Linked DNA regions of Homo sapiens: region 1 is linked to region 2. Evidence: chromatin contacts called from ENCODE Hi-C or POLR2A ChIA-PET data. All regions are on one chromosome and are shown on one strand. The core of a region is the stretch at or near the end of the contact, and the rest is flanking DNA. Distances in the headings are between cores, read along the strand shown. Region 1 overlaps IGF1R (insulin like growth factor 1 receptor). Region 2 overlaps IGF1R (insulin like growth factor 1 receptor).

Evidence for each region. A loop is a pair of places that touch in the nucleus more often than their neighbours do. ChIA-PET counts read pairs that join two places held with the same protein, here RNA polymerase II (POLR2A). Pooled maps may share reads with other maps.
Region 1: a map of Caco-2 shows a loop between it and region 2 (6-fold over the local background). The contact joins two enhancer-like sites. A Hi-C loop is called at or near these places in 22 of 168 maps with a recorded cell type or tissue (CD4-positive, alpha-beta memory T cell, Caco-2, Calu3 and 17 more), 4 of 37 single-sample maps with no recorded cell type and 25 of 50 pooled maps. POLR2A ChIA-PET finds 5 or more read pairs at or near these places in 11 of 52 experiments (A549, AG04449, AG04450 and 8 more).

The regions. Positions count from the first base shown.
Region 1 is chr15:98,895,077-98,897,776 of GRCh38, forward strand. IGF1R (insulin like growth factor 1 receptor) reads left to right here. Exons shown (of 21, transcript NM_000875.5): 4 at 1,681-1,829. Among named protein-coding and RNA genes, the nearest start is that of PGPEP1L, 110 kb to the right of the region's middle. RefSeq lists an enhancer at 1,231-2,430. Within about 2 kb of position 1,380, at least 6 of the 41 ENCODE cell types and tissues checked have a DNase peak (open chromatin) inside an H3K27ac peak, as active enhancers do.
Region 2 is chr15:98,857,477-98,860,176 of GRCh38, forward strand. All of the region lies in intron 2 of IGF1R (insulin like growth factor 1 receptor), which reads left to right. Among named protein-coding and RNA genes, the nearest start is that of MIR4714, 74 kb to the left of the region's middle. Within about 2 kb of position 1,340, at least 4 of the 41 ENCODE cell types and tissues checked have a DNase peak (open chromatin) inside an H3K27ac peak, as active enhancers do.

The DNA.
Region 1 (2,700 bases), core at 130-2,629, 38 kb after region 2:
TGTTAGGGACATTGGGGACTAGGTTGGGCAGGGCAGTGAGTATGAACAGGTGGCATTAGGGAGAGCTTGGTGGTGACGGAACAGTTCTGTATCTTGATTGTAGTTGTGATTACACAAATCTACACAAGTGATCAGTGACACAGCACCACACACACACACACACACACACACACACACACACACACACACACAGAGTTAATTTCCAGGTTTGATACTTATATCATGTAAGATGTAGTAAACATTGGAGGAAGTTGGATGAAGGCTATGTGGGATCTCTCTGTAACTTTCTCGTAAATCTTTGCAGCTTTTTGTGACTCTATAATTATTTTAAAATAAAATTTTTTTTTTTAAATGGAAAGTTTATAGGGTATGTAGATAAATTAGAAACAACAGAAGGCCAAGTAAAAAAGTGCTGAAGGAAGCCTCTACCCAGGCTGGAAATGAGAATGTTGAATGCAATGGTAGAGGAAGGACTCTCCCCATCTGTGGGTGGGTCCAGTTCCTGTAGGACCCTTGGGGAAGCCATGACCCCCATTCTCCCAAACACACAATAGGAAAATACCAGAGAAGTTTTGTTTACCTGTTAGCTTTTAAACAAAACAGAACCCTGCATCTTTGTCTTAGATACAAAATAACCTTCATGGGTAGGGGGAAGGGACATTAATAAAAAGAGCTATAATTTACATTGTTTTTCTTGAATGTTTTTACTTCACGAAATTTGAGAGATGATTTAAGAACAATAATGTACATATAATGGCTCCCCAGCTTACCATCCTATTACACACACATCGCATAAGTTCGTATTATTTGTCTTGTTTGGAAATCAGTCCAACTTTCTGACCCTTGTTCTATATATAACTATAGATCCCAAAGGTTCAGCTGCTGGGCTAGCATTTTGTCTGCTATTTCCTAAATAATGGTAGGTAAGCAGGAAAAGTGCCAGTCTTACTTGTCCCTGACTCTTGGTGGTTCGTGGCATGTTCAGGATAGTATTTGAAACAAGAGCTCATTACAAAGTAATGGAAACCCCTTGCTTTTATTGTGTATGCAGCAAAAGCAACATTTGGATCAATTTACAAGTTTCTGCAAAACACCGTCAAGAAATAATTTCGGTTGTGCTTTAGCAAGAAAATAATGGATCTGTGCTATACCACATGCCTTTTGGTATCCCTCACTGGGCTTTGCCAAAACACTGACTGCAGGAGCTAGACTACTGTTAGGCAGAGACACTGCACTCCCTTTGCTGTCCCTGCCTTCTCTCCTAGCGACTCCTCCAGGTACACAGGCCAGGGTCACAGTATCAGAAAGCAGCTCTGTTTTCCTCCAGAACCCCCCAAGCTTCCTTTCTGCAGCACTGTCTCTCCCACATGGAACCAGCTGGCTCACCAGTCAACAGCCTATGACACACAAATGCCTTGAGGATGCAGCATGTATTTTGTCTGGAAGCAAGCAACACGCTCTTCCTTTGTAGGCTGTTTCTCCTTTTGCTTGCAATGTGAGTGGCTTATCTTGGGTGGGCTTGGGGGTGAGATACCATGTGACCACATGAACACTTCAAAACAGTTGCTTTTTCTAATGCATGCTGTAATAACAATGAAAAGCATATCCTTATGGTTTTTTTAATGCAAGAAGACAGACTCAATTATGTGTGTTTTTGATTTTTTTTTTCTTCTTCAACAGCATGTACTGCATCCCTTGTGAAGGTCCTTGCCCGAAGGTCTGTGAGGAAGAAAAGAAAACAAAGACCATTGATTCTGTTACTTCTGCTCAGATGCTCCAAGGATGCACCATCTTCAAGGGCAATTTGCTCATTAACATCCGACGGGGGAGTAAGTATTCCATCCCCCTGGAAAAACGGCTAGATCTCATGGTTTTCTTTTGTTGATGCTTTTCATGCTCCCGTCCCTGAGTCACCACTAAAATATGGGCTTAGATAAACAACATGGTGTGTAAGCCTCACGCATGACGTCTCTTCTTTGAGTTTCCCTGAAAGATAAAGAACAGATTGAAAGGCAATCTGTCTTTTAGCCATTGGCACGTCATTTATTCCTGTAAAGAGGGTCATCGCTCATCTTTTTGTTAGTCACATCTTGCATAGGAGAGGCAAGCCCTGACACATACAAACCCCAGAAGAGACCATTGGATCAGACGTGTGACTCAGCAGACTCCAGCTGTAGCCAAATCCACACATCTTTCAAGTCTAAAGAGTTTTGGTTACTTGAATTTACTGAGAAGACTGAGCAAAGGGAAGTTTAGTGATATCACGTTAAAATTTTATGAAGTCCAAAAGAATGCTAGATTTCCAAATTTACTTGTGAGAGACAAAAGGATACAAGTGTGTGTCATTGTGTACATAAAGTTTCGGTCTCACCCCTGTACAATGACCTTTATTTGCAATAGATGGCATTCCTGGTAAGTTGCTTCTGAGTTGGATTTGTGCAAAGGATTTCCCACTGACTTAGCCTATGATCTCTTCACTTCTTTGGTTTTTTGTGTGTTTGTTTTTTGGTTTTGTTTTGAGACAGGGTCTCACTGTATCACCCAGGCTGGAGTGCAATGGCATAATCATAGCTCACTGTAACCTGGAACTCCTAGTCTCAAACAATCCTTCTGCTCAGCCTCCCACGTTGCTGGGACCACAGGCACACACTACCATGTCTGGATAATTTTAAAAATCTTTTCACTTCTGATTTTTCATTG
Region 2 (2,700 bases), core at 90-2,589:
CCAAAGTGCTGGGATTACAGGCGTGAGCCACCACGCCCAGCCTACGTCTTTAAAAATAAATGTAAATACCCAAGGCTCACAGTTCCGTTCTTCCATCTAGTCTAGCACCGTCCAGTGGAAGTTTCCACCATGATGGACTGTTCTGTGGATGCCCTGTCCAGTACAGGAGCCGCTAGCCACATGTGGCTATGGAGCACTTGAAATGTGGCTAGTGCTACGGAGGAACTGGATTTTGGATTTTTTTAAAGTTTTAATTTAAATTTGAATAGCTACATGTGGCTAATGGCTACTGGACATCACAGATCTAACACAGGATTAACTGACAAAATTCTTTCCTCTTAAAAATATGTGTTTATTTTGATAAGGATAACTGAGACCTGTACATTCCATTTTTCCTGTCATATTTAGGGCTCATAAAGGGGGTGGTATGCACGTTTTAAAAAATGCAACACAACCAGTTAAACCAGCTGTCTAATTGTACACATTTCCTGGAGCTGTTGGTGTTGATTATTAGCAAATACTAAGTACTTGTAATGACCTAAGAACTATAAGACAAGCAAGTCGTCTTCTGTAACTGAGTATCAGCGGATTCAAGCGTTAAGGAAAATGATTAAGAGAAAACAACCAAAAAAGTCTTAATGGTTCTGTCAATCAAGTGGCTATCAATTCATGGCTATTCAAAAGCTTTTGTGGCTATGAAAATAAACTAGATTGAAAAAATTCTAAAACAAAATTGAAACACTCATTTGAGTTTAAAATTTTAGTTGAGTTGATTTTTATTTCTTGTTTTGGTTCATTTGTAGTTTCCCCCCGCTTCGTTGTTTCCTCAGATATGGAGAATAAAGCCTGGCTGGTCAGTTTCAGTTTTTATTTAAATTCATTTTGTCTTCATTCCTTTTAATCTAGCACAGTCCTGTGATGTATTGGGATCACAGTGCTCTGGGGAAACATTGAAATATAAAAACATTTTCCTGAAAACATTTCCAGTTATATTTAATTTTCCTCCTTGAATAGAAAAATATTTCCAACTTAATCCTCCCTCTCCCCTCTTGAAATGAATTGCATGCTTTGGAAATAACATCAATCCACCCAAGTACACAAGGACAATCTCAGCCATTTAATCGAGATATAAAGGCTTAGAGAACTCTGGGCTTCGGAGGCACAGACTCCACCTTTCAGGATGCTAATAAACGTGGACGAGGTCTCGCCTGGGCTTCCTCCTCCATTGTTCAGCGCAGCAAACCAGCACAGCACTCCGTGGCCAGGGTTTGCGGGGAGAAATCTCTCACTCTGTTTTAGTAGCATCATCATCCTTATCAGCACCCTGCTTTTATTTTTGAACAGCCAAACTTCCTCTTTCCAAACTTCGTGTGACATCTGGGACCAGCTATGTTTGAAGGAGTCTGAACATGCCACATAGTGGCTCACGCTTTTAAGGGAGGAAGGCCAGTAAGCCTCCTCAATGGCAGAATTCTACTTTCAGTCTACCCTTTGGTTCTGTTGTGGTTGTTCCTTAGAACTTTATTCTGCTCATTAGGAAGCCCAGCCTCCGGGGAGGGTTTAGCTTCTCATCTAAGCAAGAAGTAAAATGTCATAATGGAGGAAAAAAAAAAAAAAGTCCAAACTTTTTTTGGACTTTTAGAAACACATCCAGTTTGAGCTCCACTGAGCTATCATTGCAGTTACAAAGCCCATGTATATTGAGATCGGTGTAAAAATTCAGCATGTCCACCTGCATAATTATGACCAGTGTATTGAAAGCACATTTCATTTAGTTTTGCAACAGCCGATGAGGTAGATTCTACCAACATTGTTTTACGGAAGAACAAATGGAAGCCTGGAAAAATAAATTGTCTACCTCACACACTTCGCAGGTGGTAAACACAGGATTTGAACTAAGACATACTTGATTTTAAAGTGTTTGCTTTTCCTTTGCACTACTGCATCTGCGATGTTTGCACTCAGACACTCTAGAATATTTGGTGTTGCATGTTTTTGCCCCAAGAAAGAACCCATTAAAATGAAACTTTCCAGTTCGTAAGCTTTGCCCTCAAGAAGGGAAAGAACTTCTTGCAAGGTTTCTGAAACAAAAAGAAAATGAAAAGTAACTTTACTGTATCTGGGTTTTCTGATTAAATTACGGTTTTTGCAAGCTTGTGCATTTCTCAGTGTCCAGATAGCCAGGATTTTTCCTTTTAATAAATATCACTTTAAAAAACAAACACACACATTCTTAAATGCATGATTAACTGTATAGATTGATTTAGTTATAAGATGTCCTAGCCTAAATATAAGAAGGTGTATGTGTTAGAATTAATTTCTTCAATAAAGAGAAAGAAATTCAGGAATTGTGGTTCTGTTGGTCTTCTGTACTGTATATTTTTGTGCAGCCAAAGCAGCATGCCTTGCTTCTTGGTTTCATGACCACATGGGTAGTTTCTTGAAGTTTTTTCTTTTGAGATGGAGTCTTGCTCTGTCACCCAGGCTGGAGTGCAGTGACGCGATCTCGGCTCACTGCAACCTTCACCTCCCGGGTTCAAGCAATTCTCCTGCCTCAGCCTCCCGAGTAGCTGGAATTACAGGCATGTGCCACCATACCTGGCTAATTTTTGTATTTTTAGTAGAGACGGGGTTTCGCCATGTTGGCCAGGCTGGAGTTTCTTGAAGTATTGACTGATCCTTGACTCTGAACTGTATGAT